Regions from separate parts of the Homo sapiens genome. Here region 2 is linked to region 1. Evidence: chromatin loops called from intact Hi-C (ENCODE). Cell type or tissue: dorsolateral prefrontal cortex. All regions are shown on one strand. Each heading gives the region's core, and the rest is flanking DNA. Links, peaks and the distances in the headings are about the cores only. Region 1 holds the start of HEXB (hexosaminidase subunit beta). Region 2 has its middle 52 kb from the start of FAM169A.

Region 1 (16,055 bases), core at 1,072-9,071:
TTGTAAGTCCAACTAGAGATTCTCACCCCAAGCTGTACATTAGAATCACTTGGGAAGTTTTTTGAAAATCCCAACGTCCATGCCTTCAGAATCAGAATCTATTAGAATGGGATTCAGGCATGGGAATTTTAAATGCTTCCCCACACTCTGAAGTGACATATGAAGCCCCGTTAAGAACCAATAATGAAACCATCATGGTAATCCATCACTCTTGGGAATGAAAAACCAATTCTGACCAGTGATAGGATGTGGGGGTTAGGGGGAGTTCTGAGCAAATCACAAGAAAACTTCGTTTCTCTGTATGTGAGAGCTGGACTAGTTGCCACTACACTAAAGTGGACAGAGCAGAGATGGAAAGAATATGGATCCCTGGTAACACTGTTGAGCCACTTGGTCAACTTGCCCTAAATTCATCCCTACTTTTGGACATCCTAATGTGTGAAATAAGTTTTCCTATTGTTTGAGCCAGATTGAGTCAGAGTTCCTGTTACCTTCCTGCAAAAGTATCCTAGCTTACATATAAAGCCCCAAAAGAAGGTCCAGAATTCTCACCAGAGCCTTTAAAATTTACTTTTTGTTGGCCAGCTGCAGTGGCTCATGCCTGTAATCCCAGCACTTTGGGAGGCCAAGGCGGGAGGATCACGAGGTCAGGAGTTCAAGACCAGCCCGGCCCACATAGTGAAACTAAAAATACACAGTCTCTACTAAAAATACAAACAATCAGCTGGGTATGGTGGCAGGCGCCTGTAATCCCAGCTACTCAGGAGGCTGAGGCAGGAGAACTGCTTGGACCCGGGAGGTGGAGGTTGCAGCAGTGAGCCAAGATCGCACCACTGCACTCCAGCCTGGGTGACAGAACGAGACTCCATCTCAAAAAAAAAAAAAGTACCTTTTGTTGGTATCCAAAAATCAGAGAATATTAAATAAAAATTCTGTAAAGGCATTAAATATTGTAAAGGCATTAAATATTAATATTAATATTAAATACAAAAAAAGTACCTTTTGTTGGTATCCAAAAATCAGAGAATATTAAATAAAAATTCTGTAAAGGCATTAAATATTGTAAAGGCATTAAATGTTAAATACATAAAAATTCTGTAAAGGCATTAAATAAAAATTATGTAAAGGCATTAAATAAAAAAGATCAGACAGGCTTCAGAGCAATTGTTTTTGGTATCCAAAAATCAGAATATTAAATAAAAATGTAAAGGCACTAAATAAAAAAGATCAGATAGGCTTCAGGGCAACTGTTTAAATAATATTTTACAGATTTTGGTAAGCCAGAAGGTTATATATGCTACTTATGTGTAAGAACGTCTTATGCTTTTTTGCAGAAGAGGTCGGAAAATTCTGACATGTTTGGAAGTGTATGGAAGTTAACCAATGAGAGAATGGAATGGATGTAGGTGTTGAGGGCCCTTCTCATAGGAAAACCCTGACAGATTAAAAAGGAAATTAAGACCACCGAAATACATACTTACAAAAGGTTAAGATGGTAAATTTTATGTTATGTGTATTTTTTCCTTAATTAAAATTTTTTTAAAAAAGAAATTAAAGCTGCTGGCAGCTTTGAGATCAGAGTTGGAAGCTGGCTTAGAACCTTGACCCTAGGTAGTAAAATTCTAACAGAAAACTCAAAGGGCTGTGAGGCAGTATGTCAAAGGTATGTGGGTTAGTTTAGCCTTCCAGGAAATGAAGGAGTGAAGCTATTTGTTTATTTTTAAAAATGAGTGACTAGCATGTGATGAACGCTGTTCTAGAAGCTAAAGAAGCAGCTATGCATCTAACAGCCAAACTCTCTGCCTGCAAAAAGCATACTGTTTCAAAGCAAGGTTTGTGATACAACCTGGGCTCTTCAGAGACAGGGGCTATGTGATGCTGAACAATCTGGGGCCTAGACTGTGTGTTCCTGACCACGTCGCACTTTGTGAACACTCCCATATTTCCAAATCTTTCCAACTCCACTGTGCTTTTACTCTGAGATACCTGCTGCTCCTTCTGAGTTCCTAGAATGCTCACATGCATGCCTTCAAGTCTTAGCCATAAGGGCCAACACATTTTATGACCTGCTTCCTAATAATACCAGGCATAATTAATGGCTGCTTCACTCAGAGGCCATGAGTTAGGCAAACTCTTCAGGTAATCACCCGCACATGCCTTGAAATACCAAGCCTTGCCTTCGAACCATCTCAGCTGATTTAAGTCCTGGTTATCTACCTATTGTTAACTTACATCACCCATGCTTTCTTGTCACAGTCAGTTCAGCATATTACCAAGTCCTTGTTTTACTTAGCAGTATGACACAGAAGGAAAATCCAATTCTACAAGCTGAACTCCAAGGCAAACATAATAAGCGTGTTTGTTTTTAAAAAGATTTCCAACCCTAGTCATGATCTTCTGAGACAACCTTCATGTACTTTCCATGCAATCTTTCTGAATATCCCAATGCAACCAAACACTTTGGTTCTACATCTTAACCCCACTCTGGCCTTAGCAGATTGGATACCAAAGGCTCATTAGTGTGTGTGTCTAAAATAGAGACTGATAATACCCATTTAGTTGTACAAAACAGAAGGAAACCATGAGCCTTCTGATTGTAGAGAATGAACCATTTCTGCCATCAGCATCTTGGGCCTCTGCAGCTTGAGCCTAGGCACCTGTCCTATCTGGGGTCAGAACACATTATTCAGTTAGTTTGACATTCCCTCCCCACCTGTTCAGGGTCCTGCAAGCACACTTAAGCTCTATAGTATCCACTGGGTACAGCGACAGGCTTGGGGAATGCCAGGAGGCAGTACAGTTAGCACCAAATTACAATTCTGCAGGGCACGATACGCCTTCAGGACAGTCCCACCTACACAGGTCTCACACTGAGGGGACAGTGTGTGGCGTCTTCAAACATCTCCCCAGGGGAACCTGCCTTGTCTATGGTGTGATTGGCTGACTCCCATGACAAAACTCACCCTGTCTGCAGCCAAAGGGTGAGAGAGACAGAGGCGCTATCTAGGGGTCTGTAAAAGAGGAAGCAGGGAGAGCAGGCAACATGATCGGTGTTGAGAAACAAAGTTGGATACTGCCTAACCACTGACCGCAGAAACGTAGTCAGATGCAAACATGTCACATTTTATATGGAAGAGATTTTAGGAGAGAGGGCAGTTTTAGGCAGTGCTCGAAACTGAGGACTTCTGCCATTTGAGCTGTTACCAGGAGATGTGAGGAGAGGTGAGGGGGCGAAACTGGCCTATAAATGACAGTCAGCTTTGGGGGATTCCTGGTCCCTCAAGAGAGCTTGTCTAAGCCCTTCGGGTAACTTATCCCTTTGCACGTCCTTCAAATAAGGAGCTGTCACTTTCCTCCCCAGCTCCGGTGTCCCCTCCGTCCATGCCATTTGCCCAACAAGGCCTCAGAGCAAACTCCCTCTTCCACTTACTATCCGGCTCTCAAACCAGGGTTCCTGAGCACCCAAGGTGTCCCTTAAGAAGCAGTAGGAGGGTGGGGGCAAGAGCGTGGGTTCAGTCCATGTGGCGCTGGGCAGATCGCCTGCCAGCTCCCAGGCGGTTTCTCGTCTGCGCAGTGGGGTGGTGAGGGTCTGCACAGCGCTCCGGGGTGGTCCGCCTCTCCCCTCCCCCAGGACAACTCCCGGCCGGGCCGGGAGCGCTCACCGTCGAAACGCTTCCTCCAGCAGGGTGCAGGAGGGGCCCGCCGTGGAATTGGGGCTGTGGCTGATGTAGAAGTTCTCCGGGGCGAGATGCAGCAGGTTCGGGGTCATCTTCACCAAGAGCGGCAGGGGCCACAGCGCCGGCCCCGGCTTGGCCGAGACGCTCGGGGCCCGAGCCGCCTCCGCCACCTGCACCACCAGCGCCACCTGAGTCAGCAGCGCCAACATCGCCGCCAGCAGTGTCGCCAACAGCAGCGCCAGCAGCATGGGCGGCCGGGGCAGCCCCAGCCCGCACAGCTCCATGGCCGCTCGGCTGCTTTCCGCCCGGTCTGCCGAGCCGGAGCCTCGGGACCCGACTTCCCGCCCGGCCCGGATCAGAGGAAGCGCGGCCGCGGGTGAGTCACCGAGTCAGATGACTGCGCGCGCCCGCCCCCGACTCCGCCTCCAGGCCCCGGGAGCGTCCTCGCCCAGCCCGCCCTGTCCAGGTCACCTCGAGAATTTCCTCCAGGGGTGCCCTCGGGTAGGAGCAGAGCCCAGACAGCAACCTCAAACACGGGATGGCTAAAGTAAGAAAAATGCCCGGTGCTGGCCGTACGTGGTGGCTCACGCCTGTAGCCCCAGCACTTTGGGAGGCCGAGGCGGGCGGATCACCTGAGGTCAGGAGTTCAAGACCAGCCTGGCCAAATTGGTGAAACCCCGACTCTACAAAAATACAAAAATTAGCCGAGCATGATGGCGGGTGCCTGTAGTCCCAGCTACTCGGGAGGCTGAGGCAGGAGAATCTCTTGAACCCGGGAGGCGGAGGTTGCAGTGAGCCGAGATCGCACCACTGCACTCCAGCCTGGGTAACAGAGCAAGACTCCGTCTCAAAAAAAAAAAAAAAAAAAAAGAAAAGAAAAAGAAAACGGCCCAGTGCACAGGCTCGGGACGCCAGGCCGACACCGGGTCGCCGCTCACGCTGTCAACACGGGCGCTCTCCTGTGGATCCCTGGCTTCGGTGAAGCTGGAGAAGCCAAGCTTGAGGAGCACCTTTCTCCTCTCAGCCCAACCACCAGATAACCGAGATGAGAGCTGAGTTTATTTGCTCCTAAGTCTAGGCTTTTCTGTAACAGCACTTCAGCTGTGGTCAATAAAGCCTTCCTATCAGAACTCCCTGGGGCAGAGCATGCCCAAGGAATCCTGAGAGAGAACATCTTGGCTCATCTGTGTGGGTCCCGATATAAAGGATCCCAACTGACAAGTTTGATTTCATAACCCATCCCTAAGGAAGAGCCAGTGAAGTCACATGACGAACACGGACTGGAGATGCCAAAGGGAGAAGAGGTGTTCTCTTACCAGAAGGAGAAAACGCTAGGCAGACCAAAACCACAGATCTGCTATATAAGTATTCTGAAAATGAGGGTGGAAGAGCTTTAAGGAAAGACTTCAAAGAAATGTAATGATTAGGCCAGGTGCGGCGGCTCACGCCTGAAATCCCAGCACTTTGGAAGGCGAAGGAGGGCGGATCACAAGTTCAGGAGTTCGAGACCAGCCTGGCCACCAAAGTGAAACCCCGTCTCTATTAAAAATACAAAAATTAGTTGGGCGTGGTGGCGGGCGCCTGTAATCCCAGCTACTCAGGAGCCTGAGGCAGGAGAATCGCTTGAAACCGGAAGGTGGAAGTTTTAGTGAGCTGAGATCACACCTCTGCACTCCAGCCTGGGCAACAAGAACAAGACTCCATCTTAAAAAAAAAAAAAAAAGAAAGAAAAGAAATGTAATGATTATTGGGCCTCAGAAAATGAGACCCCAAAGTGTGGCACTTTGGCATGTTGAATACTTGGAACTGAAGAAAAGAGAGTCAGAAGATCTTTCTGACCTTCTCCTGCCTTTCTTTCTCCTGCTCCCCTTTCTTCCCCAGAGCAAGCCATAGAAACTAGAATTCCTCTTTTTCAAAATGGGTCACAGAAACTAGAGCCACTGTTGGGCATGGTGGCTCACGCCTGTAATCCCAGCACTTTGGGAGGCCAAGGCAGGTGGATCACTTAAGGCCAGGAGTTCGAGACCAGCCTGGCCAACATGGTGAAACCTCATCTCTACTAAAAATACAAAAATTAGCTGGATGTGCTGGCACACGCCCGTAATCCCAGCTACTTGGGTGGCTGAGGCACAAGAATCACTTGAACCTGGGAGGCAGAGGTTGCAGTGAGCCGAGATTGCACCACTGCACTCCAGCCTGTGCCACAGAGTAAGACTCTGTCTCAGAAAGAAAAAAAAAAAAAGAAGAAACTAGAGCCCCTATGCCCCCAAAGCCAGTCATAAAATCTAGAAATATTACTCTAATCTTGCCGTGTCTTTCTGTAGGAGCCAGCCATAAAGAGGTTCTCTGACCTACCTTGTCTGATAGTGGCTCTCAAGACTTTTGTTCCAGAGTGGCCCTGCACCGTATCCTGGAGGAAGGAATACCACACAGAGAGGCCAAGAAGAATTTGAACAGACACATCTTGCCAGGTTTCTCCTCTCTATTACCATTAGGTTGATCATATCCTTTTTGCCCAATCGCATTTCTGCCTGGCTGTCTGCTCTGCATCAAACCTAAACATCAAAATAGGCAGCTTTTCCTGGGTCTTTGAGCCTTCATTCTGAAGGCTCCCATGTCATGTAAAACTGATTAAATAAATCTGTTATGCTTTCCTTGTGTTAATCTGCTCTTTTGTTATAAGAGTGTCAGCCATGACTCATGATGGATGAGGAAAGGTATCACATCTTTCCACCCCTACATGGTGCATGTTTAAAATTCTTCCATAAAAGAAAACTTCAGTGGCACACTATTCTCCCCTATTCTTATAATTAAGACAAATATAATTTGCAATATCCATCTTTACTGCCACTTTTTACTGTCAATGGAAGCACGGCATAATGTTTCCAAGATTCAATCATCAATTTATGTTGTTGCAATTACTATATACTTAATTACAACTTCACATTGCATACTAGCTATCTATTGCTGTGTCACAAATTACTCCAAGATTTAGGAGCTTAAAACAACAACAGATAAATAATAAGATAAATATCTCACAGTTCTTGTGGTTCAGGAATTTAGGAGTCTTAGCTGGGTGATTCTGGATTAGATTATCTCATGAAGTTGCAGTTGTCTGAAGGTTTTTTTCTTTAGGCTTGGCTAGTGCTGGAGGATCTTCTTTTTTTTGTTTTGTTTTGTTTTTTTTGAGACGGAGTCTCGCTCTATCGCCCAGGCTGGGGCGCAGTGGAGCCATCTCGGCTCACTGCAAGCTCCGCCTCCCGGGTTCACGCCATTCTCCTGCCTCAGCCTCCGGCGTAGCTGGGACTACAGGCGCCCGCCACCACGCCCGGCTAATTTTTTGTATTTTTAGTAGAGATGGGGTTTCACCGTGTTAGCCAGGATGGTCTCGATCTCCTGATCTCATGATCTGCCCGTCTCGGCCTCCCAAAGTGCTGGGATTGCAGGCGTGAGCCACCGCACCCAGCCCCGGAGGATCTACTTCTAAGTTAACTTGCATGGCTGTTGGCAACAGATCTCAGTTTCTTGCTGGCAACTGGCTGAAAGCCTGAGTTACTTGCCATACCCACAATATAGCAGCTGGCTTCTCCCAACCAAATGATCTGAGAAAGACAGCAAAGAGGAAGCCACAATGCCTTTATATAGCGTAATCTTGTAAGTGACATGCATCACTGCTACCACATTATATTCCTTAGAAGTAAGTCACCGAAGAGTTTAAGAGTGGATCTCAGATGCAAGGAAATTGAAGGCTAGAAGACTAGGAAGAGATAAATTATCGGTGGGAATGACTGTGGGCATTTAGGAATTAGGGTGATGGAGGGTGGTTTCAGGAAGATTTGGAGTTACATTCACCAAGCCCTGAGATCTTGTGAAACTATCAGATCTCTTTTTTATTGCACCCCGTTATTAACTCTGACTCATTATTTAAAAGGGTGCTATAACACGGGAACAATATTAACATACTCATGGTTGGGTTAGATTTTATTTTTTAGAAATGGGGTCTCACTATGTTACTCAGGGTGGACTTGGGCTTGGGCTCAAGCAATCATGTCTCAGCCTCCTGAATAGTTAGTACTACAGGCCTATACCAATACACCCAGCTTGGGTTATATTTTAAATCAGGGTTTCTCAACCTCAGCACTAGTGACATTTTTGGCTAGATGGTTTTTTGTTCTGGGGAGCTGTCCTGTGCATTACGTGATGTTTAGTAGCAACTGGGCTCTACTCACTGGTCGTCAGTAGCACCACCCCCAACCCCTGAGCCTCAGTGGTAAAAAACATAAATGTCTCCAGATATTGCCAAATATCACCTTGTTGAGCTCCATTAGTCTAAGTAATAATCACTACAACTTATTCACCAACAACAAGGTGCCAGACATATTATTATCATCCTCTTATTTTATCCCCAAACAACTTAAGAGGTAGGTTTTATTGTCCCCATTTTAGAGGACTATGTTGAGGCTCCAGGGCCCCGAAGAACTAAATGGTTTGCTCACGATACCACAGCTAATTAAAGCTAACGCATGGAATTGAAACAACATGGAGCTGAAACAAAGTTTCCCCAGATGACTGAAATATGAAAAAGTGGACCACTATGGATTTACAGCAAATGTGTTTCCACTGAATTCATTTGTATGGTATCTGGTTTCCCTGAGGACCTTTCTAAACATGTAACACCATTGCTTAAAATGCATCACTGGATTTTTACTTTCTATAGGGTAAAATCAGACCTTTAATTAAAGACCATCAACCTACTAGTCTAATCAGAATCTGAATCAAGTTTCTCCACCTGGGTGCACTGTGTGCTAAATATCCCCAAAATGGAATCCTAACATGTGTACCTGCTGTTATTTTTCCCTTGCTTTTATTTTTCCCACATTCAAGGGGAGGGGAATTAGCTTCCACCTTTTGAAGGGAGGAGTATACTTTCTGACCACAAATTATTTCTATTTCTTCCATGCAAAACACATTCCCTTTCTCCCAAGAACCCCAAAAATCTCATCCCTTTAGAAAAGCAGCTTGAAATCCAGAATGTTAGCATATAAATTACATCCAGGTGTGGGTGAGATTCCTAGGATGCAGTTCCTTAAAGTTCTTCAAGTACAGTTCCTCTTAGTGTGAAGACCTGTGAACTAAATGCAAGTTATCTGCCTCCCACTCCTCCCCGACACAAAAATACAGTGGTGGACAGGTGTAAAATAACCACTGTAAACATTCCTGTTCAAAAAGGGAAAAATGAGAGGCAACAACGAGTCTGTAGCAATTCCAAAATCCAGCCAGGCAAATGTTGAAGTTCCTTGATCCGGATTCAAAGACTGAAAATAATTCCCTATGGCTCTTGATGTCACCTTGTGGGCAGTTCTGATTTGCGAGTCATCCTTCCTTTTTCATGAAAGATAGTATCCCTTTCAGTTCATGCTGGCAGTGTTTCTGCTGTTAAAGACTGTGTTGGTTCCTTGTTAATCTTACTGAAGTTCATGCCATTAGACAAAAGCCACTTCCACACATCTCTTCAAGATACGCTCTATTGTTTGAGAGGGTTTGTCAGTCATACTGTTAAAATATTTAGAGGACATTTTGTCTGATTGAAAGGTACTCTAAGACACCACAATAGATCTTTCTGAGGTCTTAAGGGATTTTATAATTACAACTTGGGTTTCCTATTTAGACCATGTTTTCCTGGGGTTGCCTGGACTTGATTTCTGCCTGAAAGCCATACTTTTTTTTTTTTTTTTTTTTTTTTTTTGAGACGGAGTCTCGCGCTGTCACCAGGCTGGAGTGCGGTAGTGCAGTCTCGGATCACTGCAACCTCTGCCTCCCGGGTTCAAGTGATTCTTCTGCCTCAGCCTCCCAGATAGCTAGGATTACAGGTGTGGGCCACCACTCCCAGCTAATTTTTGTACTTTTAGTAGAGACAGGGCTTCACCATGTTGGCCAGGCTGGTCTCAAACTCCTGACCCCAAGTGATCCACCACCTTGGCCTCCCAAAGTGCTGGAATTATAGGCATGAGCCACCGCGCCTGGCCAACAGTCCTCCCTTTAGCATATCTTGCTCTGCTCACATGCTAGAAGTCACCCTGAACACTAGCTGGCAATCTCCTTAGTTAGATAACAAATTCTCTTAGGTGGACACATCTACTTTCCACATTACTGCTGGCTACTGTGTTGCTAATCTTTCTGCCATGGCATAAGAAGGATCTATTTCTCCAGTTTCCAATAATATCGTCCTCACTCTTTTAAAGTGAGTCTCTTCAAGCCTATACCTCTACTAAAAGCCTTTTCAAGGTACCTCATGCTTTCACTAACCCTATCTTCAATGTCATTCCAGTTTCTGTCCACTGCCAGATTCCAAAATCACTCCCATATTTAAGGTGTTCGTTATGGCTGCATCCTACTTCCAAGTATCAGTTTATATATCCCAAGGATTATTTATCTATTGCTGTGTAGCAAATTACCAAGGCTTAAGATATGTACAATTCAATGTTAGTAGATAGTGCCAATTTTTCCCCCAAAAACGGCAACAGTGTATGAGTATCCATTTCTCTACAACCTCATTCCACATTATTAATCTTTTTCAATTTTGTAAGTTGTTTTAATTTACACTTCTTTGATTACTTGTGAAATTGAATAAAATAACCATTTTATAACTTCTACTAAGAACCTTTTTTGCCCTTTGTGTTGTTTTCTTTTCTCTAGTGATTTGTATGGGTGATTTTTAAATGGAGTATCCATCTGTGCTGTATATTACAAATATTTTCTCCCTTTCTGTTAATTTTCTTTTACCTTTATTTATGTGGTATGTTGTTTTACGGTAGCTTTTAACTTTTTTTTAGATCAAATTTGTCAGTCTTCCTTTTATGGTTTTGGGATTTGTCCTGATTAGGATTCATGATCATTCAACGATGATAAAAATTCCCTTTTTTCCCCAAGGCTTTTATAGTTTTGTTTTTGAATTGTATGCTTTATTCCAGCTGATGTTTATTTTTGTGCATAGTTAAGGTAAGGCTTTTTTTTTCCCAAATGGCTAGCCAATCATGAAAATGTCATATATTGAATAGGCTATTCCTCACTGATTTAAAACATGTTGTATAGTTTCTTCTAAATTTTCTTAAAGCTGTATAGTTCTGATGAGGCTCTTTATTCTGTTCTGTTGGTCTGCATATTTCTTTCTGGGCCACTTGCTATGCAGTCAATATTGCATGGTATTTATTTATTTATTTATTTATTTATTTATTTATTTATTTATGAGATGGAGTTTCACTCTTGTTGCCCAGGCTGGAGTGCAATGGCACGATCTCAGCTCACTGCAACCTCCGCCTTCTGGGTTCAAGTGATTCTCCTGCCTCAGCCTCCCAAGGAGCTGGGATTACAGGTGTCTGCCACCATGCCCAGCTAATTTTTTGTATTTTTAGTAAAGACGGGGTTTCACCATGTTGGCCAGGCTGGTCTCGAACTCCTGACCTCAGGTGATCCACCCTCCTGGGCCTCCCAAAGTGCTGGGATTACAGGTGTGAGCCACTGCTCCTGGCTGCACTATTTAAATCGTTATAATTTTGAGTTATGCTTTGATATCTTGAAGAGCATGCACACACATTGTTTTATTTCTAAAATTTCTTCCTATTTTAAATAATTTTTCCTTCCACATACAGAGCGATATAATGGACTGTGGAGACTCAGAAAGGGGAGGGTGGGAAAGGAGCTAAAAAAACTACACATTAGGTACATTGTGCACTACTCAGGTGACCAGTGCACTAAAATCTCAGAATTCACTGCTATATAATTAATCCTTTTAACAAAAAACCACTTGTACCCCAAAAGCTACTGGAATAAAGCATAAAAAATAATAATAAAAAAAGACTTAATTTGAGGTAGTTTCTTTGGAAAATAATTCCAAAAAGAAGCAGTGACAGTGGGGAGAGCGAGACAGGAAAGGAAGAAGATTAAATAAAGACCTGTTATGAAGGTGCACTGTTGAATTGCTGGTGTTGGCAAAGAGAGCTGAACTTGGCATGGACCTCTGAGAGTAGTACCAAAAAAAAAAAAAAAAAAAAAAAGAAGAAGAAGAAAAGAAATGCAAACTGTTTAATAGAATGCAATACAGCTGTCCTGCCCCAATAGAATCTGAGAGTAAAACTGATATTTATCATATTTCTCCTTTACCACCAGAGAAAATGAAAATATCTCAGAGCAGTCTGACCTATGTGAAATCTGCAGGCCCAGAGAGGCAAGAGTTTGGAACTTAGTCATGCAAATGTGTAACTGGCCTCCCTTTATGCTTGGGGGCAATTGTTTATTTTGTTTTTTTCTAGCTGCTTCATTCATTATCTTCATGTTTCTGGAATTTGTGATGCAAAGAACAACGTATGCTGGGTGCGGTGACTCATGTAATCCCAGCACTTTGGGAGGCTGAGGCGGGTAGATCACGAGGTCAGGATATCGAGACCATCCTGGCCAACATGTTGAAACCCCATCTCTACTAAAAATACAAAAATTAATGGGGTGTGGTGGCGGGCGCCTGTAATCCCAGTTACTCGGGAGGCTGAGGCAGGAGAATGGCATGAACCCAGGAGGTGGAGTTTGCAGTGAGCCGAGATCCCGCCACTGCACTCCAGCCTGGGTGACAGAGTGAGACTCCGTCTCAAACAAAACAAAACAAAACAAACAAAAAACCAGAGAACAATGTATAGCCAATCAATAGCTTATGTTATTTTAATGTAAATTCTGGATAAACAACTAGGAACTGCCCCTTCTTCCACCTTCCCGCACCGCTCCCCTTTTTTTTGAGAGAATCTCATCTGTCATGAAGGCTGGAGTGAAGTGGTGCAATCTCAGCTCACTGCAACCTCCGCCTCCCAGGTTCAGGCACTACCCCTGCCTCAGCCTCCCGAGTAGCTGGAATCACAGGCATGTGCCACCACGCCCAGCTAATTTTTGTATTTTTACTACAGTCAGGGTTTCACAATGTTGGCCAGGCTGGTCTTGAACTCCTGGCTGAAGCGATCCACCCACCTTGGCTCCCAAAGTGCTGGGATTACAGGAGTGAGCCACTGCACCCAGCCCCTTCTTGCCCTTTAAAAATTTGCATGTGGGCATGGTGGCTCATGCCTAAAGTCCCAGCACTTTGGACTGGCACTTCAGTCCAGAAGCTGAGGTGGGAAGATTAATTGCTTGAGGCCAGGAGTTTGAGACCAGCCTGGGCAACATAGTGAGACACCGTCTTTACAAGAAATAAAGTGCACTTGTAACTGTTCGTAATCAGAGTGTATATTCAGGGCAATTTGAATCTATGCTCCTGGGTTGCACTACTCAAGCTTGGCCCAAATAAACTCCTCTACTTGTATTAATAATAATAATAACAAAAATAATTTTTCCTTACATATGAAATTAAAGACTTGATTGACAAGGTCCAAAACAAAAAACAAAAACTGCTATTGATAGGAATTGCATTCACATTATAGCTCAATTCAGAGAAAACTGACATCTTTGCCATATTGGGGCTTTCCACTTAGAAATACTTTCTGTTAATTTATAAAGTTATTTTATGCTTGTCACCAAAGTCTTATACTCTACCTAGGTCTTTCACATTTCCTGTTAGGCATGCTTCATTCTTTTTGTTGCTGCTATTCATAAGATTCCCTCCCCACTCAATTTCCTCTGAGAGATTATACAAGAATGAAGTAGAACTTTAGGTGTTGGCCTGGAGAGATCTTTCCACTTGCTGCTTATACCACCACCTCACCCCCCGACCCCAGTCAGCTGTGGAAACACAGCTAACAAAGTCATCTTTGTAAAATGTAAAGTCAGTCATATCACTTCCTTGCTTAAAACATTTCAATGGCTTGTTCCCCATTGTCTTTAGAATAAAATATAGGATCCTTAATATGGCCTGCACAGTGTGGCAGAATCTGGCATCTGACCACCTCTCTGACCACATCACTTGCACCCTCAGTTGTGTGCTCCAGGGGCAGTGACCTTCATTTACTTAAATCCACTGAGCTTTCTCCTCCCTCACAGAATGGCCTCACATAATAGCAAAATGAGGAGGAGAAAGAGAACTAGTGGAGCCTCTTGTTGCTCTTTGCTGAGCACTTTTTTATGTATCAACTGACAAAGACCCTCTCTTGACCAAACTTTAGTCAGGCTCTGAGACCTGACTAAGCCTCTTCTGGACTAGACTTCGACTTTGGCCCCCATTCTCCCTGGACCTCCATAGCCCAGTTCTAGCAAGAATCCAGATAATTAGTTTAGTAAGAATCCCCCACTGTTGATATTTAATTGCTCTCGATACCTGATTAAATTTCTCATCCCCATCCTTGATGTCTGATCACCCTGGCCTGCCTTCAGCAGGAATCCTCTTACCTTTGATGGTTCCTTTTAATAAATTGCCATCCACTGACCCCCTCACTCTGCTGGTTGCTTATAAATTTCCAGCTGTCTTTGCAATATTCAGAGTTCAGCCTGATCTGACTCCCATGTTGCAATAGTCTTGACACCTATTGGAATAGTCCTGAATAAAGGCTTCCTTATCATTTTGACAGGTGTCCAAATAATTTTTTCTTTACCACAACTTATTTAGATAATATCCTCACAATATCTGTGGATCAGCTAGCTATGGGAAATGAGGAAAAGAGGAATTTAGGAAATTTATCAGATTTCTAGCTCAGACTTACAGGTAGATAATCTATCAGTCATTCAATGCTTAGTTACAGAGAACTGAGAAAATAAATAAAATTTAGAAGCTTTTTGGAACCTCCAAAAATGCCTTAAGCCTTGACAGAGATGTGACTGTGATCCGCATCACATATGCTTACAACTTCTGTTCTCAGATTATAGATTAGCTTACTTTCTTATTTTTCTCATTCTGTATAATGACTAGAGATAAATAAATGGCATCTGAGATAAAAACCTCCTTTCTTCTTCTTCTTTTTTTTTTTTTTTTCTGAGACAGAGTCTTGCTCTGTCTCCCAGACTGGAGTGCAGTGGCGCAATCTCAGCTCACTGCAAGCTCCGCCTCCCGGGTTCACGCCATTCTCCTGCCTCAGCCTCCTGAGCAGCTGGGACGACAGGCGCCTGCCACCATACCTGGCTAATTTTTTCGTATTTTTAGTAGAGACGGGGTTTCACCATGTTAGCCAGGATGGTCTCGATCTCCTGACCTTGTGATCTGCCCGCCTCGGCCTCCCAAAGTGCCGGGATTACAGGCTTGAGCCACCACGCCTGGCTGAAAACCTCCTTTCTTCTTAATTGATGACCTTGGACTCTTGTTATAGATTTAACTTCCCCTTTGTTCTAGTTTGTTTAGACCAAATGACAAACAACCAATGATTATTACACCCTCTGTTAAAAAATGTCAAATGTACCCTTCTCAAAAAGAAACATGGCCTATAGCCAATTAAATTGCTATAAGAATGTGCCAGACTCACATGAATAATAATGTTGTAATTCTGCTAAAAATTCCTCTGTTCCCACCTATACAAATGAAATATTTACTTCCCTGCTTCTGAATGCCAACTCCATTCCTTTGGAGTTGGTGTTTCTGGGTGGTTCATCCTCACACTTTGAGTATAACTAAATTCTGACCCTTTTGATTATTGTAGATTGACAGAACAGAATCCACTCCAGCTAGCTTTAGGAGGAATTAACTAATTACAGAGTATCGAGTGGCTCACAGAATCCTTGTGAGAGCTGAAGAACTTGGCTCTTGGCTGAAATTTCTTGAGTAACTGCTCTTGTCATGACCAGGAAGCTGCATGCCGGATGGAGAAGCCTCTGCTATAGGTGCTAACTCTAGAATTACACCATTTCAGCTCCAGTCTACACAGCAAAGGGATACGTCATGCCCTGTCTCAGTCTCCACCTAACTCACTTCTGAATTCAAGGCTCATGCAATCACATCTAATGAGCAGAAACTAAAGAACATGGAACCCCAGCAGCAAGGGAGTCTGGGAAGTGTAGTTGCCAGCCTCTGTTCTACCGGAGGACACACTGGGAGGAGGGGAGATGGATGGATGCCTAGTGAGCCACTTCAGCATCCCCATGGACAGTGATACAATTTGTTGAGGTGGGTGGACAGCCTAGGACCTGGGCAGACAAGCAAGCAAAGCTGCCTAACTCCTGCAGAAGTGGGAACATTCTGTGGCAGGGACGGAGCTCCTGAAATTAGATGATCACATTTTTCTACTCTCATGACATATCCATAAGCAACCCGAAATATTTGTGAATTCTGTCACTGCAATTATGAAAACTGAGATTGAGTGCCATCTGGCAAGGGGGAGCTAAACTGGCCTGTCCAGAAGGGCAAGAAGACGGCTTGGAGTTAAATCTGCTCTGGCAACTGGCAAGCATTTCTCCCTGCTTTGCTAAAATTAGCCACAAAAA
Region 2 (16,055 bases), core at 2,574-10,573, 240 kb before region 1:
AAATGTTGAAACCTTCAGATTCCAGAGAGATAAAATATTTTGTAAAATGCTCAACCTCTTGGAATTGTCTTCAGTCAGGTCTGTGGTTCACATATATAAACTTACTCAGTTGGGATGGCATAGATATTATTGTCTTGTTTGGCCCAGACAATATGATCCCAATGTACTTGGAGGGTCTTTAGGGCTTGTCCCCAGAATATTGCTTTTAAGACCTTATTTCAGTTGGCTAACGACTAAAAAATAGAATTTGTGGAACAGCTTCTTGTCAAAATCACATCAATTGCTCCTTAATTTTTGTCCTACAGACCAGTGTTATACAGATATAAATTTCCTAGGGAAATGCTTATAGTAGGCATTAGTTGGTTAAGATTTCAAACTCTGAGCTATCTCATCATTTTACAACATATGCTCAAAGTGGAAAATATGGCCCATTACTTCTTCACATTTAGAAGTAATACTTTGAATTGTGTAGAAGATAAACTGATGGCATTCCATATGCTCTGAGAGAGAGTTCAAGGTCAGTCAGCAGTTATTAAGTTGCCACCGAAGGACAAACATTGCCCTCAGGAAAGCAGCGACAACTCCATGGATGAGAGGTACTGGCTGTGTTAGGCCGTTCTTGCATTGTTAGAAATGCCTGAGACTGAGCCAGGCGTGGTGGTAATCCTATAATCCCAGCACTTTGAGAGGCCGAGGCAGGCGGATCACGAGGTTAGGAGCTTACGATCAGTCTGACCAACATGGTGAAACCCTGTCTCTACTGCACAGGTTGCAGTGAGCCGAGATTGCACTACTGCCCTCCAGCCTGGGCGAGAGCCAGACTCCATCTCAAAAAAAAAAAAAAAAAAAAAAAAGTGACAATTAGGAGCATTTAGTAAAATTGATCTTCCATATTTATTAAGACTTCTATAGGTCATAAGTAAGTGTATTCAGAAATAAACTAAGCAAACTGTGATAAATAAGGCCAGGAATGCCTTTTATATAGTTACACAGGAAAAGTAAACCTAAAGGTATTAGGACTCATCTATCATAGCTAAACCCTGACAAACAGAAATTACTTTTAGTTTGCACCATCTAGAGGTGAAAAAAAGAATTCTGAATTTATCCTACAAAGCTTTCAGATCTTTTTTTTTTTTTTTTTTTTTTTGCTCATGAGGTTGCTAGCTGTCTTACAAATATTTGATTATTTTTAAAAATCTTAGAAGAGTAGAAATTCAGTATACCACCTTAGCCACTTGATGTCTACTTTGTGTCTGTTAAAAAGGGTTGGGGACAAAGTTGTGCTCAGTGACAACAAAACACTACCATCAACGTAAATACCTCAAAATGAACTTCTGATTAGAAGGATTTTTTGGCTGGGAGTGGTGGCTCATGCCTAGAATGCCAGCAGCACTTTGGGAGGCCGAGGTGGGAGGATTGCTAAGGCCAGGAGTTGGAGACTAGCCTGGCTAACGGAAAGACCTCACCTGTACAAAAATTACAAAATTAGCTGAGCATAGTGGCACACTCCTGTAATCCTAGCTACTTGGGAGGCTGAGATAGGAGAATTGCCTGTGCCCACAAGTTCAAATTTGCAGTGAGCCATGATCACACCACTGCACTCCAGCCTGGGCAAGAAAGTGAGAGCCTGCCTCAAAAAAAAAAAAAAAAAAAATCTAGCATGGTCCTCATGGTGCTTAGATTGTAATGCTTCTGTCATTATTAGTCATTATTTCATTATGTAATTTTTAGTCAAAATAATTTTTCCCCTAAATTATTTTGGCTCACTCTGAAAGAATTGAAGCTGATACATTTTGAGCGTTCTTGTGTATATGTGTTTGAACATCCTTGTCCAAGCAAGCACCCTTATTGTAGTAAAGTTTTCACTGTAGGAGTTTTTTTGTTGGTTTGTTTGTTTTTTTGAGATGGAGTCTCGCTCTTGTCGCCCAGGCTGGAGTGCAATGGCACAATCTTGGCTCACTGCAACCTCCCCCTCCTGTGTTCAAGTGATTCTCCTGCCTCAGCCTCCCAAGTAGCTGGGATTACAGGGGCCCACCACCACGCCCAGCTAATTTTATTGTAATTTTAGTAGAGATGGGGTTTCACCATGTTGGCCAGGCTGGTCTCAAACTCCTGACCTCAGGTGATCCACCCCCGCTCAGCCTCCCAAAGTGCTGGGATTACAGGCGTGAGCCACTGCACCCAGCTATTATAAGACTTTAATTATAACCTATAGATGCATTCTCCAAGTTATTTTGTACAAGATCTAACTGTGTGCTGTCTACAACAGAATCGTTTTGGACCTAAGGGGCACCCATAGGCTAAAAGTGAAAGGGTAAAAAATGATATTTCATGCAAACAGGAACCTAAAGAGAGTAGGGTAACCATAATTACATCAGACTAAATAGACTTTACAACAAAAACTTGACAATTCCCATGGAGTATCTTTATCCACCCTTTAAAAAAAATCCATTCAGCCAATCTGTGTCTTTTAATTGGCATGTTTAATCTATTAAAGTAATTACTGAGCCAGGCACAGTGGCTCATGCCTATAGTGCCAGCCACTTGGGAGGCTGAGACGGGGGATCACTTGAGCCCAGGAGTTTAAGGTTGCAGTGTACTATGATCTGCACTCCAGCCTGGGCGACAGAGCAAGGCTCATCTCTAAAATTAAGTAATAACAAAAGTATCCGTAGACAGATGAACAGATAAGCAACATGTGGTATATTCATACAATAAAATATTGTTTAGCCATATCAAAATTGACCTTGTGATACACACTACGACATGGATGAACCTTGAAAACATGATGTTAAGCCGGGCGCGGTGGCTCACGCCTGTAATCCCAGCACTTTGGGAGGCCGAGGCGGGCGGATCACGAGGTCAGGAGATCGAGACCACGGTGAAACCCCGTCTCTACTAAAAATACAAAAAAATTTAGCCTGGCGTGGTGGCGGGCGCCTGTAGTCCCAGCTACTTGGGAGGCTGAGGCAGGAGAATGGCAAGAACCCGGGAGGCGGAGCTTGCAATGAGCCGAGATCGCGCCACTGCACTCCAGCCTGGGTGACAGAGCGAGACTCCGTCTCGAAAAAAAAAAGAAAAGAAAACATTATGTTAAGTATAGTAAGCCAGACAAAATGGCAAGGATTGTATGATTCCACTTCTACAAGGTATCTAGAACAACTGAATTCATAGAAAAAGAAAATAGTAGTTTCCAGGGGCGGGCTGGGGACAGGGAGACGGGGATTATTGCTTAATGGTGACAGAGTTTCTGTTTCAGGAAATAAAGTTTCAGAAATAGTGGTGATAGTTACACGACATGGTGAATGTACTTAATGCCACTGAATTGGACACTTAAAAATGGTTAAAATGGTAAGCCTCATGTTCTGTATAATTTACCACAATTTTTTTTATTTTTTTATATTATTTATTTATTTATTTATTTTTAGATGGAGTCTCGCTCTGTCACCCAGGCTGGAGTGCGGTAGCGTGATCTCCACTCGCGGCAACCTCCGCCTCCCGGATTCAAGCGATTCTCCTGCCTCAGCCTCCCGAGTAGCTGGGATTACAGGTGCATGCCATCACGCCCGGTTAATTTTTGTATTTTTAGTAGAAACGAGGTTTCACCATGTTGGTCAGGCTGGTCTCAAACTCCTGACCTCCTGATCCTCCTGCCTCGGCTTCCCAAAGCTCTGGGATTACAGGCGTGAACCATCGGGCCTGGCCAATTTACCACAATTTTAACAAGACAGCAGGAACTCAAGATGGCTCAGGGAGGAGCTGATGCCCTCGGGAGAGCTGACATCTTCAGCCCTCACTCCACAGTTCTCTGGGCTCCTACCCTTGTTTCATTTCCCTCACTTTTTTTTTTTTTGAGACGGAGTCTCACTCTCTCGCCCAGACTGGAGTGCAGTGGCGCGATCTCTGCTCACTGCAAGCTCCGCCTCCCGGGTTCACGCCATTCTCCTGCCTCAGCCTCCTGAGTAGCTGGGACTACAGGCACCCGCCACCGCACCCGGCTAATTTTTTGTATTTTTAGTAGAGACGGGGTTTCACCGTGTTAGCCAGGATGGTCTCGATCTCCTGACCTCGTGATCCGCCTGCCTCGGCCTCCCATAGAGCTGGTCCCTCACTTTTTACTAACTCAGCCACATGTGTTTTTAAAAATTGTATTTTATGTAGCATTTATATTTTTATAGCGGAAATAGTTTTCAACATATTTATCATATTGCCAGTAATGTAAATATTCCCAACTTATTTTTTTAATTCTTCTGAAGTCCCATTATGTGTTTTTTTTTAAAGTCTACTAGATATATTGTTATATTTTGTTAAAATCCCATGGCATTGGAGAGTATGTATATAGTACATTCCCACTTGTGTTTTAGTAAAGGGGGTCAGAGACGGATTTGGACTCACTATTTTTACGCAAATAATATGCTAGTGGAGTACATCTGTAACTGCTAACAGTTTCTTCTGGAGAGAGAGAAAGGAGACCTAGGGATCTGAGGTAAGAGGAACAGTGGTTTTTGGACTGCTTTCATCTTTTACCGTGTGTGTGTGTGTGTGTGTGTGTGTGTGTGTGTGTGTGTGTGTGTGTAGTTTTCACTTAAAAAAAAAACTAATTAATTTTGGCCAGGCGCAGTGGCTCACACCTGTAATCCCAGAACTTTGGGAGGCTGAGCTGGGCGGATCACCTGAGGTCAGGAGTTCAAGACCAGCCTGACCAACATGGTGAAACTCCAGCTCTACTAAAAATACAAAAATTAGCTGGGCATGGTGGTAAGCCTCTGCTAAGCTACTCAGGAGGCTGAGGCAGGTGAATCACTTGAAACCAGGAGGCAGAGGTTGCAGTAAGCAGAGATCACGCCATTGCACTCCAGCCTAGGCAACAGAGTGAGACTCTGTCTCAAAAAAAAAAAAAAAAAAAACCTAATTTTTTGAAAGGTACTCCAACTTCCAGTTTTCCACAGAAAATACATTAAATACAAAAAAATTAGCCAGGTGTGGTGGCGGGCGCCTGTAGTCCCAGCTACTCGGGAGGCTGAGGCGGGAGGTTTGCTTGAGCCCAGGAGGCTGGAGGTTGCAGTGAGCCCAGATTCTTCCACTGCATTCCAGCCTGGGTGACAGAGTGAGACCCTGTCTTAAAACAAAACAAAAACAACTAAAAGTTTCTCAGAATAAAAAAATATATATTTATTTGAGTGAGTCTGAACTGTAAAGCCTGAGATAGAACTATCTCCAAAAGATACAATGAGAAAAGCTAGTTTTAGAACAATATCTATAAATAGTATGGCTCTAAGTTTAAAAATGTAAAATCCAAACTAATGTTTTATAATAAGACTATATATTACTTGTTTAATTTTTTTGATGGAATATTTATTGTCTAAATTTTGGTAAATGCAGAGAAGTTTAAGGAAGGAAATAGAAAATGGCTCAATACACTTCCCCACAAAAATAATACCTGTTAGCATTCCAGCTTCATCTTTCTTTCTTCTTTCATGTCTTTCCTCCTTCCTTCCCTCTCTTCCTTCCAACCTTGCTTCCTTCTCTTTCTTTCCTTTCTTCCATCTGTCATGTATATATATAAATTACAGTTGTAATTGATCTATGTTCTGCTTTACTCCCTTCACATATAAGTATTCTGCCATGTTGGCCGGGTGCAGTGGCTCACTCCTGTAATTCCAGCACTTTGAGAGGCCAAGCGGGCAGATCACAAGGTCAGGAGTTCGAGACCAGCCTGGCCAACATAGTGAAACCCCATCTCTACTAAAAATACAAAAAATTAGCCAGACATGGTGGCAGGCGCCTGTAATTCCAGCTATTCAGGAGGCTGAGGCAGGAGAATCACTTGAACCCGAGAGGCGGAGGTTGCAGTGAGCCAAGATGGCTCTGTTGCACTCCAGCCATGGTGACAAGAGTGAATCTCCATCTCAAAAAAAGTATTCTTCCATGTCAATAAATATTAATTGAAACCACAATTTTAAGTAAGTAATATCACTTTATATGAATATATAATTTACTGAACTATCTTCTTTTTTTGGCTTGTTTTTTCTACTGTATAACTTGATGAAAATCCTAATATGCGAAACCTATCTGTATTTTCTATCTTTCCTACTGGAAAATTTCCTAGAAGTGGAATTACTGGGTCAGGAAATATGAACATTTTAAAGAAATTGTAAGGCCTAATTTTTTCCCCAATAAGTGGTTGTACTCATTGTTGTGTCCATATACACTCCTACCAAACATACAGGAATGCCTGTTTTCTTCATCTTGACACTGGGACTAGTCCTTTTTAAAATTCTTTAAGACAAACACATCCTTTAATTTAAATTTATTTTTCTTTTAGAGAGAGATGAGGTCTTGCCCCTTTGCCCAGGCTGGAGTACAGTGGAATGATCATAGCTCACTGCAGCCTCAAACTCCTGGGCTTGAGCAATCCTCCTGCCTCATCCTCCAAAGTAGCTGAGACCACAGATGCGTGCCACCACCACCACACCAGTTTTGTTTTGTGTTTTGTTCATTTGTTTGTTTGTATAGACAGGGTCTCACTTTGTTGCCCAGGCTGGTGTTAAATTCCTGGTCTTGATCTTCCTGCTTTGGCATCCCTAAGTACTGGGATTACAGCCATCATGCCCCGCCTAAATCTCTTTACAAGAGATATTGAAAAATTTTAGACATTTATTGAATATTTGTATTTTTACATTTTTAACATTTAACATGTTAAAAATAACATTTTAAAAATATTTCCAAATAATAATAATTCTTTCACTTTGAAGTGGGGGGGGGGGGGATGTGCGCGCACGCATGCGTGTCTATTTCTAGGTGCTGAAAGATAAAGTACACAGAGTTACCACAAGAGGTCCCTAGCACACAAATTATATTGAAATCTTAAGCCTTCTTGAACTTAATTCCCAACAAGCCAGGATCTCCATAACCAGATAGGTTCATTAATTCCGAATTTTAGGGGCTCCCAACAATTGGCAACAGTGTACTGAAGAGAACAAGGGACAGTAGCTCGGCAATTCAGAAAGTGGGGTTCAAGCAGTGGTTTATTCCTCTGCATGCCACCCGGGCCCTCCTTCATTTCCCCACCTCGACCTCCTGTAACTTGATTCTTGTCAGATATATTCACTCTGAAATTTCAAAAGAAATAATCACTTCATGTCTGGGATGCCCTTCAGTCATTCATTTGATTGTTCATCGAATATTTATTACTCTGCGTAGTTAATCATTGAATGATGGTTTTTATTTTCTTTTAACAGAAAAAATTAGCTGCTATGTGCCACTGTCCTAGGTACTGAGAATATAATGATGAGCAAAACCAGACACTGTCCCCAGCCTTACAGAGCTCACACCTGTGACATCCATCCTAGCATATATAAGCAGACTTTCAGAAAATTCACCCTAACAGACGGCTTTGCCTTGTTAGGAGACATCATGCGCAGCCCACAAGGGATGTGTCTGCTGCTCTAAGATCCAGAACATTGTCTCTGTGACCCATGACTACATCCTACTGTGTCGTGAGTATTAAGCCATCTAGCTATGTATGAGATAAGGCTTTTAAAATTTCTTTCTAAAAAACTTTACAGTGTAATATACCTATACTGTAAAGAGTTCAGATTATATGGAAAAGTAAGTAACCAAATGAAAATCACCCATAGTCACAATCTTCAGATAGTTATTTTTAACAGAACTCTTTTTTATAAACAAATCATTATATATCTACACATTTGACATTCATTGACTACTCACTATGTAGAAAGCATATCCCAAAGCTGTGTCTTATTTTACTTAGGTTGCCAATAACAAAAATCATAGGCTGGGTGGCTAAAACAGTAGCAAGTTATTTTCTCATCATTCTGCGGCTAGAAGTCCAAGATCAAGGTTCTGGTCAATTTGGTTTCTGGTGATGGGTCTCTTCCTGCCACCTTCTCACTGTGTCCTCATACGGCCTTTCCTGGGTATGTGAATGGAGAGAGCCTGAGAAAAAACTCTTCTTAGTGTCTCTTTTTATAAAGACACTAATCCTATTGAATCAGAGCCCTCCCTTAAGACCTCATTTAACCTAAATTACTTTGTTACTCTAAATCCTGAAGGTTAGGGCTTCAATATATGAATTTGGGGATAGGGGGACACAAACATTCAGTTCGTAACAGGCTGCAAAGTCTCTGCAAATGAACAAGGCACACTCTTTGCCCGCTTTTCACTTATGCAAGAGTCCATGGTGCAAACTATGTTTCTGCCTCTTTGTGTTTTGTTTACCTTATTATCTTTTGCAATTTCCACCAGTGCCAGATAGACGAGGTTAGGAAAGGAAGGGAGAATCAAGAAAATTTTACTTTCCTCTCGGTTTGGAAAATATTCTGTAGAAAAGGAGGTTGATGCTCTCAGCTACTCCAAAGATCCTTAAAAGATAATGGTGAAGCATTTGCCATGTCTCCTTCTCCAGTGTCCTGGCTGTCCTCTGGGGCTTCCCACAAGGGTTGGGGTTGTTCAGTACATATCATGGGCCCCTCTTTACACTGATCTACTCTAGAAAGGAGCAATAATTCCAAATTCCCCTACTTTAGGGCAAGGCCAGGACTTGGAATGAGTTTCCCGATGGAGCCTGCCACTCACTGGGTCCTTTGTGGGAATCAGCACATGGAGAAGACTAAGTTTTATGGACTGAATTGTGCCCCTCCCCCCAGAAAATCATGCTGGAATCCTAACCCACAGTGTCTCAGGATAGGACTGTACTGAAGATATGATGATTAAATTAAACAAGTTGATTAAATTAGGATGAGGTCCTATGGGTGGGCCCTAATCCAAAGTGCATGTGTCTTTATAAGAAGAGGACATCTGGACACACAAGGAGACACACAAGACATGTGTGCATACAGAGGAAAGGCCACATGAGAACACAGCAAGAAGGCAGTCATCTGCAAGCCAAGGAGAGAGACAGAAGAAACCAACCCTGCTGACACTTTGACATTGGACTTCCAGTCTCCAGAACTATGAGAAAATGAATTTCTGTTGTTTAAGCTACCCAGTCTGTGGTACTTTGTTATGGCAGCTCTAGAAAACCAATGCACCAAGCTATAGTGCGGAGTCAAAAACGTTCCTGTCTCGTCTGTGTAACTTCATGTCTAATTTGCAGTGAGTGAAAGTAAAGGTGAGGAAGATGGATGTGACTAGGTCACTGTCTTAGTCCATTTTTGCTATAACAGAATACCACAAACTGCATAATTTATAAACAGTAGAACTTTATTTGGTTCATGATTCTAAGGGCTGGGAAGTCCAAGATCCAGGGGCTGCGTTTGGTGAGGGCCTTCATACTGGTCATCTCATTGGCAGGAAGTGGAAGGGCAAGAGAGCATGTGCTAGAGAGAGCAAGCAAACAAGACAGCTGAACTCGCTTATATAACAAACCCACTCTCATCATGACTCACCCACTCCTGAGATGGCAACATTAATCCATCCATGAGGCCAGAAGGCCTCAAGATCTAATCACCCCTTAGGAAGGCCCACCTCCCAACACTGTTGCATTAGAGATTATGTTCTCAACACATGGACTTTGAGGGACACATTCCAATCACAGCAGCCGCTAAGGAAAGTGAACATAGGGCTGGATTTATTTGTTCAGCAAACATTTCCTAATGACTCACACTGTTGTGAGTAGCATTGAGTGAAATACGGTCTCTACTCTTGAGCAGCTCATGACCCAGCAAACCAATTATCAGAGTGTGGCATGAGAAGTGCCACCTAAGAGAGAGATAAACTGGAGAAACTATAGGAAAAGAGAAGAGGAGACCAGAAAGACTTGTGAGAAGAAATTACACTGCTGTTGAAGTCTGAAAGAAAACTAGGATCTAGTTTGGAAGGAAAGAAAAACAGCAATCCAGGAAAAAACAAACAAACAAACGTGTGCAGAGCTGTATGGACTTGTGACAGCATGGTAAATTTAGAGACTTGCAGGTATGCCTGGAGCAATGGGGCCTGAAGGAGAGAGAAGGGGGATAGTTTTAGAAAGAGTCAGGGGCCAAATCCTGAAGGGCCTTGTGTGTAGATACTATCATTGACCTAGCGCTTATTCATTCTCCCCATCTTCCTTATAGTAAAAAACAAAACAACCACTGGAAAAAAAATCCACTGCTTAGTATTTATATTCCCTATGTTCCCTTGCTGTTAAGGTAGCTGTGACAACAGTTCTGGCAAAAGTGCAAGTCTACTGGGAATTTCTAGAAATGTTCTACTTTCCTGATCAGAAACCATCTTCCCTTCTCACTTCATCTTCCTACCTGGAATGCAGCTTTGGGGGTGTACCTGGATCCTTGATAACTTCTTCAAGCTGCTGCCTCTTGCTCTGTACTGTTCATTTCTCTTTGGTTAAGCTACTATGTTTGGGTTTTTCTGCTACCTACAGCCAAACACCATCCTGATATCACTGGTTTTACAGAAATTCAGGTAAAGAAGCTGTGAGAATGTGGTCACCCACTCTGGATAAAGATGGTGAAATGAAGTCTTCACAGCTAGAAGTCAGGAAACTTCCTGTCTTATCTGTATAACTTCATGCAGTGAAACTAGGGGTGACAGGGTCAATTCACAAATTATTAAGAAACTCAAAAATTATTAAGAAAGCAGAATCAATAGAATTTGGTGATTAATTGGATGTGACCTATTGGGAATTATCATCAAGAGATGACTTTTCTCGCCTTCTAAGTTCCTGAACTACAAATTCCACTTTCCTCTTACTTATTTTTTCCAACTCAATGTTTTTTCTTTCTCTCAGCATTTTCCATTCCCCATTTCAAGAAGCTGGCCAGTTTTAAATGTGTCTTTGTTCAGGGGCATTTGTGTAGTTGGACCTGAAAGAGATGTTGCACAAGACAGCCCCCTCTCCTGGCTTTTATTTTGAAAAATCTTCATTTGTCTTGGGAGTATGCTGGTCATTTTCTAGGGACAGGAGAGTGACCACTCACTGCCTTCAAGCAAGGAATCAAACCCAATGAGATAAGCTAGAGGGATTTGCTGAGACTAAAACAGGGAATGAGGGAATATAGCCTCCTCTGGTGTTTCCAGCTTCAGTGAGAGATCCCAGCTGGTGGTTCAAGCTGCTAATCTAGGACTCACCTTCACTCACCCCTCTCCAGTATTTCCTCCCACATTTAGCCCATCACCTACTCCTTTCTATTTTATTCTCTGAATATCTCCTGTGTCCCTCCATTTCTTTCAAACTCCACTGCCACAATCACCCAACCATACTCCATAAAATGATCTTTTCAAATTTGGAGTATTTTATAAAGTATGCAAATATTTTAATGGCCTCCTTTTGCTCTTAAAATAGACCAAAGTGTGGCTCATGCCTGTAATCCCAGCACTTTGGGAGGCCAAGGCAGGTGGATCACTTGTGGTCAGGAGTTCAAGACCAGCCTGCCCAACATGGCAAAACCCTGTCTGTACTAAAAAATACAAAAATTAGCCAGGTGTGGTGGCACATGCCTGTAGTCCCAGCTACTCATGAGGCTGAGGCAGGAGAATCGCTTGAACCTGGGAGGTGGAGGTTGCAGTGAACTGAGATTGCGCCATTGCACTCCAGCGTGGGAGACAGAGCAAGACTCCATCTCAAAAAAAAAAAAAAACACACACACACACAAAAAAAACGTAGACCTCCAGTGACTGACCTCTGTCTAGTTCACCAGCCTCACTTCTCTATTCTCTGCCCCAACTCTAGCCATGGTGACCTTGTAGCAACCAGAATGCTCTTTCCCTCCTCACAGAATTTCCCCTAGCTGCCCTCTGGTCAGATCTACTTAACTGCCACACCCATTCTGTGCATACACCACACACACACACACACACACACACACACACACACACACACACCCCTTGGCCACCTTCATTCATTCTTCAGGTTCCAGCCCAAATGTCATTTCTTTAGAGAAGCCTTCCCTGACCCCCCACCCTACTCCCCTAAATCAGGGACCCTGCTTTAAGTCATGGGTTTCTTTTTTTTCTTTTTCTTTTTTTTTTTTTTTTTTTGAGTCAGGGTCTCACTTTGTTGCCCAGGCTGGAGTACAATGGCACAATCACAGCTCAAGGCAACCTCAACCTCCTGGGCTCAAGCAATCCTCCCACCTCAGCCTCCCAAGTAGCTGGGACTATAGGCACACACCACCATGCCTGGCTAATTTTTGTATTTTTTGTAGAGGGGTTTTGCCTTGATGCCTAGGCTGATCTCAAACTCCTGGGCTCAAGCAATCCACCTGCCTTGTCCTCCCAATATGTTAGGATTACAGGCATGAACCACCAAACCGGACCTATGGGTATCTTTCACAGTATGTTTTCATGATATCTTTGTGTGATTATGTGATTGTTGTATCCCCTATCTATCTATCATGAGCTCCACATGAATGGGACTGCACGCATTATTTTATCTCCAGGGTCTGGTAGTGCAGACCTTACTGCCCAGGTTAGGTACATGGGCAGTAAGTCCCTGATGGAGATTTGTTGAATACCAAAAAATAAGAGAAGGAAAGAGAGAGTCTAAAATGATTACAGGCTTCTGGTGCAAGCAACCAAGTGAATTGTGAAATGAGATTCAGTTCAATTCATTTTAATTCTTTTATGAAATAAAGCACAAGAATATATGCATGCTTGATACAGAGAGTTGAAAGAGGAACATTACCCTCTCGCTCTCTAAGGATTCCCACTGGCTTCTCTGTGGATGGAGATTGCCATTCTATTATAACATGCAGCACACCCAGGCAGAAATAAACTGTCAAGGCAGAATTCTGAAAGGGCAGGCTGAATTCGCTTGTTTAGGGGATTTAATCTAGACCATAGATAGATAGAATGATTCCTAGAAAGGTTACCTTGAGATTTTATGAAGATGACAAAAAACTTATTGATATTTAAAAACATTAAGTGGACTTTGGATAATAATGATGTGTCAGTGTAAACACATCAATTCTAATAAATTATAACAAATTATAAAACTCTGGTGCCAGATGTCAGTAGTGGGGATAGCTGAAGAGGGGTTGCAGGGCCTTATAGGGGCTCTCTGTCTTTTTTGCTCAATTTTGTTGTGAACCTAAAACTGCTCTTTAAAAAAAAATTAAAAACCAATGTGTTAAAAGTAATTTACATAAAAAGATAAAATCATTATTCTTATTCAGAAAAAAAATGAACATGTTAAAGATTTTGCTTAACTCAGAATTCAGGAATCAGTCTAGTATTAAAACTGGTTCATGTGCTCGCTTTGGCAGCACATATACTAAAATTAAAATCGTTTCAAAGGAGAAGTCAGGCTGGGTGCTGTGGCTCACACCTGTAGTGCCAGCACTTTAGGATGCAGCAGTAGGAGAATCACTTGAGGCCAGCAGTTTGAGTCCAGCCTGGGCAACATAGTGAGACCCTATCTCTTCTAATAAAAAATAAAAAGGCCAGGCGCAGTGGCTCACACCTGTAATCCCAGCACTTTAGGAGGCTGAGGTGGGCAGATCACAAGGTCAGGAGTTCGAGACCAGCCTGGCCAAAATGGTGAAACCCCCATCTCTACTAAAAATGCGAAAATTAGCCAGGCATGGTGACGGATGGCTGTAGTCCCAGCTAGCTACTCGGGAGGCTGAGGAGGGAGAATCGCTTGAACCCGGGAGGCAGAGGTTGCAGTAAGCCGAGATCGCACCACTACACTCCAGCCTGGGCAACAGAGTGAGACTCTGTCTTAAAAAATAAAATAAATAAAAAATAAACTTAAAAAAAGGAAAAGCCAAAGAGCAGACACATTTATTTAGCCGGAATATTGCAATGAATGTGCAAATGCAGGCAACACTCACTTCCTCCACAGTGGGGGAAAGAAGTCAGTTGCACTTCTGCTGGACAGGACAGAATTTGCATGTCTATAGACAAAAACCATTTTGCATTTGTATCTGCTACCTATAAGATACAGTGTTGTACAATAACTCCCAAGGAATTAGAATCTGCCATGTAGAAAAGCATGCTATAATTTGCCACTGAAGCACACGTCTTCCTCTACACATACGTACAACAAAGCATTAAGGCTGGATGGCCCCAAGGTAAGGAGAATTCACTGTGTCTGCACAGACTTTGTGTAGTCTAATCAGGATGGTTTCTTGGGCGTCCCTCAGAACTTCTATCTGACATGATCTGATAGATGTAGGAAAATTGAACAGTGCCCTGACATTTCTGCTAAAGCATTGTATTTACTCCCTGGGCAGCAGCAAGGCACTAACTTCTTCGTTCTGGACTTATTTATTTTTTTAAACAGCTTTGCTGGGGGTATAATTTACATACCATAAAACTCACTTGTTTTGATTTGCTAGCAAGATGACTGAATAGGAACAGCTCCAGTCTGCATCTCCCAGTGAGATCGACACAGAAGGCAGGTGATTTCTGCATTTCCAACTGAGGTACACAGTTCATCTCACTGGGACTGGTTGGACAGTGGGTGCAGCCCACAGAGGGCGAGCTGAAGCAGGGTGGGGCATCACCTCACCTGGGAAGTACAAGGGGTCGGGGGATTTCCCTCCCCCAGCCAAGGGAAGCCGTGAGAGACTGTACTGGGAGGAATGGTGCACTCTGGCCCAGATAATGCGCTTTTCCCATGGTCATCGCAACTGGCAGAGCAGGAGATTCCCTCCGGTGCCTACACCACCAGGGCCCTGGGTTTCAAGCACAAAACTGGGTGGCCATTTGGGCAGACACCAAGCTAGCTACAGGAGTTTTTTTTTTCATACCCCAGTGCAACCTGGAATGCCAGTGAGACAGAACCATTCACTCCCCTGGAAAGGGGGCAGAAGCCAGAGAGCCAAGTGGTCTGGTGTGGCGGGTTTCACCCCAGTGGAGCCCAGCAAGCTAAGATCCACTGGCTTGAAATTCTTGCTGCTAGCACAGCAGTCTGAGGTCAACCTGGGACACTTGAGCTTGGTTGGGGGAGGGGCATCCACCATTGCTGAGACTTGAGTGGGTAGCTTTACCCTCACAGTGTAAACAAAGCCACTGGGAAGTTTGAACTGGGTGGAGCCCACCACAGCTCAGCAAGGCCGCTGCAGCCAGGCTGCCTCTCTAGATTCCTCCTCTCTGGGCAGGGCATCTCTGAAAAAAAGGCAGCAGCCCCAGTCAGGGGCTTATAGATAAAACTCCCATCTCCCTGGGACAGAGCACCTGGGGGAAGGAGCAGCTGTGGGCACAGCTTCAGCAAACTTAAACATCCCTGCCTGACAGCTCTGAAGAGAGCAGCGGATCTCCCAGCACAGCGTTTGAGCTCTGATAAGGGACAGACTTCCTCCTCAAGTTGGTCCCTGACCCCCATGTATCCTGACTGGGAGTCACCTCCCAGTAGGGGCCTACGGACACCTCATACAGGAGAGCTCTGGCTGGCATCTGGCAGGTGCCCCTCTGGGATGAAGCTCCCAGAAGAAAGAGCAGGCAGCAAACTTTGCTGTTCTGCAGCCTCTGATGGTGATACCCAGGCAAATAGGGTCTGAAGAGGACCTCCAGCAAACTCCAGCAGACCTGAAGCAGAGGGGCCTGACTGTTAGAAGGAAAACTAACAAAAAGAATAGTATCAACATCAACAAAAAGGACATCCACTCAGAGACCCCATCCAAAGGTCACCAACATCAAAGACCAAAGGTAGATAAATCCACGAAGATGGGGAGAAACCAGCACAAAAAGGCTGAAAATTCCAAAAACCAGAACACCTCTTCTCCTCCAAAGAATCACAACTCCTTGCTAGCAAGGGAACAAAACTGGATGGAGAATGAGTTTGACGAATTGACAGAAGTAGGCTTCAGAAGGTGGGTAATAACAAACTCCTCCAAGCTAAAGGAGCATGTTCTAACCCAATGCAAGGAAGCTAAGAACCTTGAAAAAAGGTTAGAGGAATTGCTAACTAGAATAATCAGTTTAGAGAAGAACATAAATGACCTGATAGAGCTGAAAAACACAGCACGAGAACTTCGTGAAGCATACACAAGTATCAATAGCCAAATCGATCAAGTGGAAGAAAGGATATCAGAGATTGAAGATCAACTCAATGAAATAAAGCAAGAAGACAAGATTAGAGAAGATAG

What was found. A loop is a pair of places that touch in the nucleus more often than their neighbours do. Peaks named below come from ENCODE experiments on the same cell type or tissue, not always from the same donor. Only the 100,000 strongest peaks of a DNase experiment are listed, where the experiment ranks them.
Region 2: a loop joins it to region 1, with 5 times the contacts of the local background. A loop is called at or near these places in 73 of 110 quality-filtered maps.

Annotation. Positions count from the first base shown.
Region 1 is chr5:74,673,167-74,689,221 of GRCh38, reverse strand. It overlaps HEXB (hexosaminidase subunit beta), which reads right to left and starts at 3,989. Exons shown (of 14, transcript NM_000521.4): 1 at 3,663-3,989. The coding sequence starts at 3,961. RefSeq lists enhancers at 3,012-3,101, 3,112-3,161, 3,222-3,271, 3,777-4,277 and silencers at 3,962-4,301, 10,908-11,086. In dorsolateral prefrontal cortex, for the core only: no CTCF peak of the experiment used is centred there; a DNase peak (open chromatin) is centred at 4,081; H3K4me3 peaks cover 3,112 bases; H3K27ac peaks cover 2,190 bases.
Region 2 is chr5:74,910,473-74,926,527 of GRCh38, reverse strand. No RefSeq gene overlaps it. Among named protein-coding and RNA genes, the nearest start is that of FAM169A, 52 kb to the right of the region's middle. In dorsolateral prefrontal cortex, for the core only: CTCF peaks have their summits at 6,634 and 6,836 (motif pointing right); no DNase peak of the experiment used is centred there.